2 separate regions of the Homo sapiens genome follow, and region 2 is linked to region 1. The links are chromatin contacts, found by Hi-C or POLR2A ChIA-PET in ENCODE. All regions are on one chromosome and are shown on one strand. Each heading gives the region's core, a stretch centred on a gene start or an enhancer-like site at or near the end of the contact. The rest is flanking DNA. Distances are from core to core; before and after follow the strand shown.

Region 1 (6,025 bases), core at 1,453-3,952:
AAGGAACTTAGTAAAACAACAAATCATCCACAAAGAAGAGCTCCTCTCAGGGGAGGAGGAGGTGGAAGAAGAGGAAAATCTCTCTCCTTAATTAAAAAAACTGTACTTTAGAGAAGTAAGAGAAGAGTGCATGGCTGAACCATGTTCCTGAGCAAGCCACACAGACCTCTCCCTCCCTACTGACTCTACTCATCAGCTTTTGGGGAGTCTAAGTAAATTAATATAAACCCAAGCACACCTAGCGTCCATACAATATTACTGTAAGAAAAAGAAATAGAAAATGTGTAGCAAAATGCTGGACATGAAAACAGCCAAGAAGCACAAATGAAATGTAAGTAATAGGCAATTGCAAATGTGAAAAAACACCATGAGCCAGCTCTTCATAAAATAAGACTGGAAATGGATAAACAACGGGAGATATGAAATGAGAGCTAATTAAGGAAAGCAAATGAAGAAAAGTCTAAGATAATCTCTGAAATTAATAGTAAATGATAAGGTTCCCCAAAGGGATAGTAGTTACAGCTGAAAGCACAGTAGGGATAGAAATGAAAGAAATAGAAAAGATCAAAACCAAAGTGTCTGTTGGAAAGACATCCAATTTACCTGTAATTGGTGACCCTGAAGAACTAAAACAAGGCAATGGAACAGAACTAAAAATTTAAAACTGCAAGTCAAGAAAACTTTCCTAAAATAAAATTAAGACCCAAATCTACATGGAAATATAGTCCACTGCCATTCCGGGAATGGTTGACTCAAGATTTATGCTCTAGGAAGACTAAATTCTAAAGATAAAGAGAATATCAGCAGGGCCTCCAGGCAAAAGGACCAAGTTATTTACAAAGGAAATTTACAGAGTTGTTTACAAAGTTACAAGTTATATGCAAAGTCTGGTGTCAGACTTATAACAACAACAAAGAAAGCAAGACAGCAATGCACAATACTTTTAAGAAACTCAAGGAAAGAAAACGTGAGTGAAGGATTTTATGCCCAGCCAATGGTTCTTTAAGTGATTCAGAAACAAAAATATTGTGCCCACCAGGCACACTTAAAGAATCAGCTGGCATTAGTGATATGTCAGAGGCTGGACGGCAGAAATGGTCTGCCCTGGTTGCAGGCAATGAGGAGTTTCATCATCTGTCGATAATTTAAAAACAATAATAAAACTGACTGAAAGTCCGTCTGCTTTTTATGTCACTGTGATCCAACACTTTTAAACAATGTCAGCCAAAAAATACTCCTCCTGAAAAAACCTATTGTTGGTCTAATTTCTAAGCAATTTTTCCTATTACAATTGCATTTTAATGCTATGTGTAAACCTCAAATTAGCATATTTGCATTACTTATGCTTTAATAAACATTATATTCTACATGGCATTTAATTTGGAGAACTCCCAAGTATACGATCAGCCCCTGACATCTGCAGACTGAGGCACATGTGTTTATTTTGAGAGGAAGTTTGTAGCAATCCAGAATCATGCAAACTCCATTGAGGTCCGGACTCCTGTGACCCTGTGTATTCCTCTGTTTGGATAGCAGATTAGGAATAACCAGTGATATCACAATAGGTAAAGACAAAGAAACAGAACTTGGATTTCTTCAATTCTGTCATTCTATGTGAACACTAGAGGTTTTTATTGGTGTGTAAAATTTGAAGAGTAAGAGCACAGATGATGAGATTGGATATTTTTGTTTGATTGGTGCAACTTGTAGTTGACACATGAAATATTTTACTGAATATGAGCTGTACCATTAGGACTGAAATTCATCTTTTAAAATTGTCCATGGTTTTTAAAATTACAGATCCAGTTAAGGAAATAGTGATTATTACTGGTTATTATGTGATAATTACTGAAAACACTGTTGTCACATAGAGGATGAAGGTGTTAAAAATTAGCCACATTATGTATGCCACATAGCAGGGGACAGGCTTCATCCAATGAAAAGATGATGTGGGAAACTTTGGCGAAGGCACTGATAGTATTTTTACACTTAAACAAGTATTTTAAAATGTTTAAAAAAAATTGTATATGTATGACCGAAAGAAAGGTAGGGATAAGTATGGAGGAATGGCTATAAATGTTATATATTCTGACAAAATAGAAATAATGAATAAAAATAATAGTTGGAGTAGGAAGAGCAAAAGAGGAACAGAGAATCAGCTCATTGATTGCCCTGCAGGTAGGAAAGTGGTAACATTGTTTGGTATACAAGAATGACCACTGAAACAAAAATATAGACCTTAAATACCCAAAGAAATGCAAAAACAAAACAAAACAACTTTTAAAGAAGCAAACAAACCATATAGTGAAATACACACGGTCAATATAACACTAAAGAATAGAACTGAGACCAAACCTAGCAGCCGCATCAGTAAATTAGAGTGGATTTAACCCATTTATTAAAAGGCAAGACTGATTTTCAGATTGGTTCACATAGTGGCACCCAACTCTATGCTGTATAAAGAAGTCATATCCAAAACACAGTGATCCAGGAAGGCTGAAAATGACAGGAGGGTGTATAGCAATGAAGAGAGAAAAAGAGCTTGGGAGTTTTAATCCTGACTGCAGCCAAGCTAGTATCAGGCCAAAAGCATTAATGGAAACAAAGAGGGCCGCTGTCAATGCTAAAGGCTGCAATTTGCAGAGAAGATACACTAGGTGTGGTTATGTCTGCTTCACATAACATCACCAGAACCTCTACGATGCGGAAACCACAGGGGCGGTGGGGAGACATGAGGGACACGCAGTTCCAGGACATTGTGACTGCCTTGCTCAGCCTGAGACATGTGAAGGGGACCAAAACATACGCCTCCAAATGTACCAGACTTTGTGCTGTGATAATAGGGAATACAACTTTGTTTCGAGACTACTTGGAACACTTAGGAAAGTTGACATATATTAGCTTACAAAGACAACCTCAATGAGTTCCGTAACAGAAATAATACAAACAACATTCTGTGCTCACAATGCAATAAAACTAAAAATTAATCATAAGATTAAAAACCAAAAAGGCCCTTCAATTTGAAGAGTTACAAGATTAAACTCTATTAAATAAGTTTTTAGGTGAAAGGAAATACACAAACCAAGTGCATAATTTTTGAATTTGACGATAATTAAAATATATCACTCTGTGGAATACACATAAAGCTGTGGTTATAACCTCAGAAATGAAACCAAACGAATTAATGGATTTATCATCTAACTAAAAATGATAGATAAAAATAGCCAAATAAACTTAGAGTAGAATGACAAAAAATAAGAGTAAGATTGGAAATTCATGAGTTTTAGGAATGAGAAAAAAATGAAACTGATAAATACACAAAATACTACATCCTAGAAAAAGAATCAAGTGGACAAACCTCTGTCTAAGCTAATCATGAAGGGGAGAGAGAGAGACCCCAAACAACACAGAATAAGAAATGACATTAACAGAACAGAGCATATTTAAAAAAATCATTAAAAGCTTACTTTGTATAGTGCTTTGCAAGTAAGTGTGAAGACCTGGATAGAAAGGGAACTTCTTTAGGAAAATATAATTTATTCAGATTGACCCCAGTAGACACAGAAAGTTTTAAAAAAAAATTCCTACTGGAAAAAAATTCAAATCTATATTTTCACAGGAGAATTCTATCAAATCTTCAAAGAACAGATATCTCAATGCTACTTAAATTATTCTAGAACATAGAAAAAGAAACCTTAAGATTATTCAATGAGAAAACCACACACCAATCTCACTTAGGAATATTGATGTAAAATGCCTAAGTAAAACAGTATTAGAGAGAACCCTTTAAAAATGGTTTTGAGACAACTGGATAGCCATTTGGAAAAAGATAAAATTTTGTCGATATCTTTCATCATCTACAAGCATACATTTCAAATGTCTCTAAATAGGTAGTTACCAGAAAAACTACCACAAGAAAACATGGGTAAATTTTAAAATAACCTGTGGGTAGGGAAAATTATGATTCAAAATCCAAAAGCAATGTAAAAAAGATTGAGAAATTTGGTTGCATTAGGAAAAAAACAAAACAAAACTGCTTTCGCATGATGGGGGAGGGACACCATAAGCAAAGTGAAAAAGCCAGGTAATAAACCAGTAGAAAATATTTGCATCTTATATCACAAAGCTAATTCCTTCAAAATATAGATTATAACAAGATACCATTTCTCATGGGCCATATTGGCAGAGAGGAAAAAACTCAAAACAAAACAATACAAGTTTGATGGCGCCCTCTATTGGCGAGGCTGTGGAGCAGCCATTCAGATTGCTCCACCCCTGGAGGAAACAGGATGCCTTGGGACTTGGTGCACCTGCATAGACCCTGACTCAGCCATGCCTCCTTCCTGAATTTACCTGGAAGACAATACTCCAAATCCAAACATGCTCATGGCATATGGAGATCTTAAATTAATAGGTCCTCTTTTATGTCTTTCAATAAAGTAACAGATATGTTTCTATAGAGGTCTTCCATTTTTACATTAAATTGATTCCCAGGTATGAAATTTTGGCTACTGTCCCAGTGGCAGCCCTCTGGAAATGACCTTTGTTGAGTTTGTGTTTTGACCTGGTATCCAGCAACCTTGCTTAACAGTCTGAAGAGCAGCTTGGGGCTTTTCTCTATGGACAGTATGTCTCCTGCATGTAATGACAGTTGGCTTTCATTCATCCATTGCAATCTTCATCCTTTAATTTCTTTTTGTTTTCTTACTTCTGTGGTTGGGAGTGACAGAACAGTGTTAAGCAGAAGCAGTTATACTGCAAATTCTTGTCTTATTCCTTCTTGTAGGGCCATCTCTAATGGTCCACCATGAGGTGTGGAGTTTGCTGTGGACTTGTGGTAGATCCTCACTTTGTTAAGGAAGTCTCCTTCTGGTCCTAATTTGCTAGGAGTTTTTTCTCCCTTTAATTGTGAATGCATGTTGAACTTTATGAAATGGTTTTTGGGCATCAATTGAGATGATCTGTTAATGTGATGAATTATGTGATTGCGACAATAGCTTTTCTAATATTACACCAAGTTGACATGCCTGGGATAAACCTGTATTTCATCATGATATGTCTCTTAAAAATTGCTGGGTTCACTTGGCTAATACTTTATTTAGGATGTTTTTTCACCTGTTTATAAATGAGTTTGGCCTATAATTTACCTTTCTTATTCTGCCTTTCATTGGTTTTAGTGTGGAGATTATATTAGACCCATAACATTCAGCATCTCATCCTTTTCTCTTTTGGAGAGCAATTAATATAAGACTGAGGTGATATGTTCCTCAATGGTATTGTTAAAACTTACCTGTGACACCTTCTGGTTCCAGTGCATTACTAGTGGCCAGATTTCAAGTGACTAATTAAATTTCCTTAACATTTAAAGTCTATTCACAATGAGGAAATAAACCTTACCTCATCAGTTGGCTTCCTTCAACACTACCATTTTTCTTCTTTCTTGTGAGTATGTGAGCCTTAGTTCAGGCTGCTATAACAAAAATATCATAGATTAGTTTAGAGAACACACATTCATTCCTCACAGTTCTGAAGGCTGGGAAGTCTAACGTCAAGGGGCTGGTGATTCCTGGTGAGGGCCCTCTGCTTGGTTTGCAGATGGCTGCCTTCTTCCTGTGCTCTCACATCGGGGAGAGAGAGAGCATCTCTCTCGTGACTTTTCTTCTCATTCCCATTCATGAGGGCCTAATTTCTTCCCAAAGGCCCCACATTATAATAGCATCACATTAAGGATTAGGCTTCAACCTCTGAATTTGGGAGGAGCACATTCAGCCCTTAGCAGAACCCCACCCCCAAGATTTTCCTAAGTGAATGAATAGTCATCCCCCAGCCTTGTTCCTGGCCTCTAACAGCATTTTAGAAGGAGGTTTCTCATGACTGGGGTTGGCTGAGATGGGAATTTCCTGATTCCATTGGCTGTGATTCAGCCCCATGCCATCCTGCCAGTAAGATGAACACATGAGTCATGCTCAGCTGCTAGGGTGCCTGGTGCTGCTTCCAGTTCCTCTGGGTGACCTCTGTCCAGCAC
Region 2 (6,025 bases), core at 1,440-3,939, 140 kb before region 1:
GCTTGAATCCTGGAGGCGGAAGCTGTAGTGAGCCAAGATCATGCCATTGCACTCTAGCCTGGGACGACAGAGCGAGACTCCGTCTCAAAAAAAAAAAAAAATTATGTATATATATATATGCTTAATCTCTAAGCTTTGGAAGGAACAGCCTATCTACAGAAAAATTTAAAACTTGGTCATGACAGGTACAGAGTTGGGCCCCATTAATTTTGTTGACATTGAGGTCAGCAGATTCTGTAAATTTTCACTATACCTCTCATATGATCTGCCGCCACACCATTCATACTCTTAACTTTATTTCTCCTCACACCAGTAAATTACTAAAACTGCCAAGTTTTTTTTTCACAAATTAATATCTTTAGCATTCTCCTCCTTCAGCCTGCAATGAAATTATCTACTCCCCTCCCTCCTCCTTCCTCCTTGACTCCCGCTAATGCACATTTGTGTTTGGTTTCCACACCAAATGAGCTACCTTCAATAAGCATCCCACAACTCCACAGGGAACTTTTGTTTCTCTACCTTCTGTGCTGTCAAAGCGCTTGGCTCAGAATGAGAGATCTGTCTGCATTTCAGATCTACAAATTACTCATTGTGTGACCTTGGACATATCCCTAATATTTTTGAGCCTCAGTTTCTCAAAAATTAGAATAAAGATACCAAACTCCTGGGGTTTTGTGAGAGTAAAATGAGACGATGTGTGTAAGAGACTCAGTGCAGTGTCAGTATCTACCATGTGCTATGCACTCTGCGTTTTCTTTTTCTTTTTTTTTTTTTTGAGACGGAGTCTCGCTCTGTCACCCAGGCTGGAGTGCAGTGGCGTGATCTCGGCTCATTGCAACCTCTGCCTCTTGGGTTCAAGAGATTCTCCTGTCTCAGCCTGCGAGTAGCTGGGACTACAGGCCCATGCCACCACGCCTGGCTAATTTTTGTATTTTTAGTAAAGACAGCGTTTCACCATACTGGTCAGGCTGGTCTTGAACTCCTGACCTCAGGTGATGCACCCACCTCGGCATCCGAAAGTGCTGGGATTACAGGTGTGAGCCACCATGCCCGGGCCAACCCATAGCCTTTTGGTCTTCTCTCAGCCAAGGCATCCAGTGAAAATGCAATTTATTTTTCAGATTCCTCTGGAGAATTAAAAAGTCTCTTTTGCGGCTGGACACAGCAACTCACACCTGTAATCCCAGCACTTTGGGAGGCTGAGGCAGGCAGATCACAAGGTCAAGAGATCGAGACCATCCTGGCCATGGCCAACATGGTGAAACCCTGTCTCTACTAAAAATACAAAAATTAGCTGGGTGTGGTGGCACAGGCCTATTGTCCCAGCTACATGGGAGGCTGAGGCAGGAGAATTGCTTGAACCCAGGAGGCGGAGGTTGCAGTGGGCCAAGATTGAGCCACTGCACTTGCTCTGGTGAAAGAGCAAGACTCCGTCTCAAAAAAAAAAAAAAAAAAAAAAAAAAAGTCTCTTTTGCATCAAATTGCCATACTCTCTGCTCTTGGTCCTCTTTTCCATGTACTCATTCTTCAAGCATTTATTTTCTCATTGCCTGATCCAGATCATTGCAATGACCAAAAAATTTTCGAATGCTATGATTTTTGTGATATTCTTTTAGCAAGTTAATCACGATGTTGCATTCTTGAGTGTGCAAGTGTGGAGGTAAGTCAGGATGCATCTTTAAGACAAAAAGATGGGTCACGGCAGTGCCACACCACTCACGGCCACACCAGGAGAGCTGAAGGGGCAGTCACCAACGAAGATGCCTGACCCAGAAGCTGGCTGCCAGGGAGCCAAGAGCCAGGTCACTCCACAGGTGGCCAATGCCCGGGGGTGGCCCTCCACCGCCGAAGCTGCTGCTGCTGCTGCTGCTGCTGCTTATTATTATTTTGAGACGGAGTCTGGCTCTGCCTCCCAGGCTGGAGTGCGGTAGCACGATCTCGGCTCACTGCAACCTCCGCCTCTGGGGTTCAAGCGATTCTCCTGCCTCAGCCTCCCGAGTAGCTGGGACCACAGGCACGTGCCACCTCACCTGGCTAATTTTATTTTTTGAATAGACAGGGTCTTGTTATGTTGCCCAGGCTGGTCTTGAACTCCCGGGCTCAAGCGATCCTCCCACTTCAGCCTCCCAAAGTGCCAAGACTACAGGTGTGAGCCACCACACCTGGCCAAGTTCTACTTTTCTAATATTTAAAATATGAAATAGGCCGGGCACGGTGGCTCACACCTGTAATCCCAGAACTTTGGGAGGCTGAGGCGGGCAGATCACCAGAGGTCAGGAGTTCGTGACCAGCCTGGCCAACATGATGAAACCCCGTCACTACTGAAAGTACAAAAATTAGCCGGGTGTGGTGACAGATGCCTGTAATCCCAGCTACTCGGAAGGCTGAGGCACCTAAACCCGGGAGGTGGAGGTTGTAGTGAGCCGATACCATGCCACTGCACTCCAGTCTCGGCGACGCAATGAGACTCTGTCTCAAAAAAAAAAATAGATGATGTCAGTGATTTCTATTACATGAGATCTGGAAGCACTCTGTACCTGATTGCTCCACGTTTAGTGGTGCTAAGTTCAAATAATTCAGGTGGTGAGAAACTGACTTCCGTAGGAGTGCGGGTGTGCGTGCGTGCCGCGGAAATCCCGCCTTCTGGCGCCTGCGGTTGCCCCCTGGCCTCAGCCGGTAGGCTCCCAAGTAGGAAGATAAACCGCATTGCACGAAGCGGGAGAGTCCAGAGGAGCGGCGAAGCGCTCCTCTTCCCCATTGGCTGCGCCCACGGAGCCGCCTTGCGATTGGCCCTAAGCGCGGGTGGCTGGGGTTGCGAGAGGCATCAGGATCCCTGGCGGCGCCTGAGCCAGCGGCTGCTAGGAGGCTGTGTCCGCAAGCCAGCGGGGCGAGGCGCCTGGGCCCTGCGCGTCAGGTCCCGGCCTGGGGCACCGGGGCTGCCAGCGTCGGAGGAGGTGCGGGCGCGGGGTTGGCGGGCGGCCGAACGGGGGCCTGCGCGGACCGCCCGCGGCTCAGCCTCCGGTCTCTCTCCGTCTCTAAGTGGTGGTGGCTGTGGGTTTTTCTGCAGGTGATCCTTTTGAGTAATTTGTTTCACGCAGGCGCCCTGCTGTAGGGTAAAGCGGCAGATTCATGCTGCTGTCATTTGTCGTTCAAACTGTGGGCTTCTTGGCCAGGCGCGGTGGCTCAAGCCTGTAATCCCAGCACTTTGGGAGGCCGAGGCGGGCGGATCACGAGGCCAGGAGATCGAGATCATCCTGGCTAACACGGCGAAACGCTGTCTCTACTAAAAATACAAAAAATTAGTTGGGCGTGGTGGTGGGCGCCTGCAGTCCCAGCTACTCGGGAGGCTGAGGCAGGACAATGGTGTGAACCCGGGAGGTGGTGCTTGCAGTGAGCTGAGATTCCGCCACTGCACTCAAGCCTGGGTGACAGAGGGAGACTCCATCTCAAAACAAAACAAAAAACGATGGGCTTTCTGTCGTGTGTGTGTACCTTTTGGATTTGAGGGCAGGGGGATGACATTGTGATCTGGCCTCCTGAGAAACCAGGCACACCCTGCCTACCTTGGAAGGCGGCTTTCCCTTCCCCACCTCCCTCTCCCTCCATCTGTTCCCTCTTTCCCTCTCTCCACTTCACTCCCGTCCCCCAGCTCTTCTCTCCCATCTTTTTGTTCTCTGTCTCTTTTTTTTTTCCTGCATTAAACCTTTCGGGAGTGTCTTTGTAAAATATTAAGAAGCGTTAGGTCTTCAACATGTGTGTTTACTTGCAGGCCTGAGACCTGGGAGGAAGCTGGAGAAAAGATGCCCTCTGAATCTTTGTGTTTGGCTGCCCAGGCTCGCCTTGACACCGAATGGTTGAAAACAGATATACAGGTGGGGTTTGACATGTCTCTTTCTTGGTGTATTTCTGCTTCCATGTTTAAATTTCTCGTGTAAGGCTTTTTTTTAGGGTATGTAAGGGGAAGTCAGTTGTATCTTGCTATATTAGAGGAGCAGGTTTGTTTCCTGTAACTTAAAATGTAACAGTCTTTATGGCTGTTTTTGTAGATCGTGCGCGGCTGCCTTTTAATTAGTTTCTTGCAAGTGCAGGAAATGAGATTTATTAATAGGGAAAATTTTTTTCTTAATTATTATTACTGGTTGAGAAATCTGCTACACTCCTAACCATATCATGGTGACTGTTGTTTGTTACTGATAGTTTTTGAGCTGTTGAGTTAACTGTCGAGGGGAAAATTGGAGAAGTAAGTTGCAGTAATTATGGCTGCTAGAAACTCACTCCTTTTATGAGGTCTTGTGTTTGTGTTTCTGGAGAGAAAAGAGTTAGTTCAGTTGAGCTGTTTGTTTTGTATTTGTAACCAATACAAGGACTAAGGACAATTGTGTTGAAACTGAGGTCATAATGTTGGGATCTTAAGGGCCGAAGGTTCCAAACAAATGGTATGTATAGAGTTCTCTCTGACTTGAAATTTTCCCTTTCTGGACCTCCGGATGCTGAGGCTGGGAGTGTCCATATGACAGTGCCTTCCATGACAGGAGTCAGCAACCTTTTTTTTTTTTTTTTTTTAACACGTATCAGTAATTCATTCTGTATATTTTGAAAAGTTTTAACCTCTTCTTCCTAGCCCTCCAGTATTTGTTAATAAATTAAAACGTTTCCCAAAGTGTTTTTTGTGAAACAATAATTCTAAAAGATGCTCTAAGAAAAGCTAAGTACATGGAAAAATCCAAAGTGTATATTTTATTTATTACATTTCATGAATTTTTGTTTCTGTTTTTTCCTCTTGAGAGGGAGTCTTGCTCTGTCTCTCAGGCTGGAGTGCAGTGGCATGATCTTGGCTCACTGCAACCTCCGCCTCCTGGGTTCAAGCAGTTCTCTGCCTTAGCCTCCAGAGTAGTTAGGATTACAGGTGCCCTCCACCACGGCCAGCTAATTTTTGTATTTTTAGTAGAGACAGAGTTTCACCATAGTGGCCAGACTGGTCTTGAACTCCTGACCTCATGATCCACCCTCGGCCTCCCAAAGTGCTGGGATTACAGGTGTGAGCCACTGTGCCTGGACCACATTTGATGACTTTTTTTGTCCTTTGTTCTTTTAAAAATCATGGTTAGAAAGCAGAGCATAATTGTTCTTTATGTAGAATCCAACTGATTGGGGTTTTTAGGGAGATGTTTTGACATTCAGTAAATGTTTTTGTTTTCCATTATTAAGACTATGAATTTTTTATTTTACTTTCTGAGACAGGGTCTTGCTCTGTTGCCCAGGCTGGAGTGCAGTGGCGTGATCTTGGCTCACTGCAACCTCTGCCTCCTGGGTTCAAGCAGTTCTCCTGCCTCAGCCTCCTGAGTAGCTAGCATTAGAGGTGCCCGCCACCACTACCCTCCGCCTTTCAGGTTCAAGCGATCCTCTGCCTCAGCCTCCTGAGTAGCTGGGATTACAGGTGCACGCCAGCATGCCCGGCAAATTTTTGAATTTTTAGTAGAGACGAGGTTTCACCATGTTGGTCAGGCTGGTCTCGAATTCCTGACCTTGTGATCCACCCGCCTCGGTCTCCCAAAGTGCTGGGATTACAGGTGTGAGCCACATTTTTAGTAGAGATGGGGTATCACTATGTTGGCCAGGCTGCTGTGGAACTCCTGACCTCAAGTGATCCCCTCACCTTGGCTTCCCAAAGTGCTAGGATTACAGATGTGAGCTACCACGCCTAGCCGTATTTTGTATTTTTAGTAGAGATGGGGTTTTGCTGTGTTGGCCAGGCTGGTCTTGATCTCCTGGGTGCAAGTGATCCTCCCACATTGGCCTCTCAAAGTGCTGGGATTACAGGCATGAGCCACCACACCTGGCCAATGGGAGGTCTCGCTTCCCTTCTCTGCAGCATTCCATAAGCAATGTGTTTGGGTAGTATGTGTTCGATTTTCTCTATGTATACTTTGAACCCTACAGTAGTGAAAGGAAGAGTAGACAACTTTGAAGTTGATGTGGTGTGGTCTTTGAGCTGGTGGTGCTAATTACTCTTGGTTGTTTTCGT

The links. A loop is a pair of places that touch in the nucleus more often than their neighbours do. ChIA-PET counts read pairs that join two places held with the same protein, here RNA polymerase II (POLR2A). Pooled maps may share reads with other maps.
Region 2: a loop to region 1 is called in a map of CD4-positive, alpha-beta memory T cell, with 15 times the contacts of the local background. The contact joins two enhancer-like sites. A Hi-C loop is called at or near these places in 1 of 168 maps with a recorded cell type or tissue (CD4-positive, alpha-beta memory T cell) and 6 of 50 pooled maps. POLR2A ChIA-PET finds 5 or more read pairs at or near these places in 1 of 52 experiments (T-cell).

The regions. Positions count from the first base shown.
Region 1 is chr15:28,971,634-28,977,658 of GRCh38, forward strand. The region is part of intron 2 of APBA2 (amyloid beta precursor protein binding family A member 2); the gene reads left to right. Among named protein-coding and RNA genes, the nearest start is that of APBA2, 89 kb to the left of the region's middle. Within about 2 kb of position 2,703, at least 4 of the 41 ENCODE cell types and tissues checked have a DNase peak (open chromatin) inside an H3K27ac peak, as active enhancers do.
Region 2 is chr15:28,829,507-28,835,531 of GRCh38, forward strand. It overlaps the pseudogene PDCD6IPP2 and the pseudogene LOC100129687. Among named protein-coding and RNA genes, the nearest start is that of GOLGA6L7, 16 kb to the right of the region's middle. Within about 2 kb of position 2,690, at least 5 of the 41 ENCODE cell types and tissues checked have a DNase peak (open chromatin) inside an H3K27ac peak, as active enhancers do.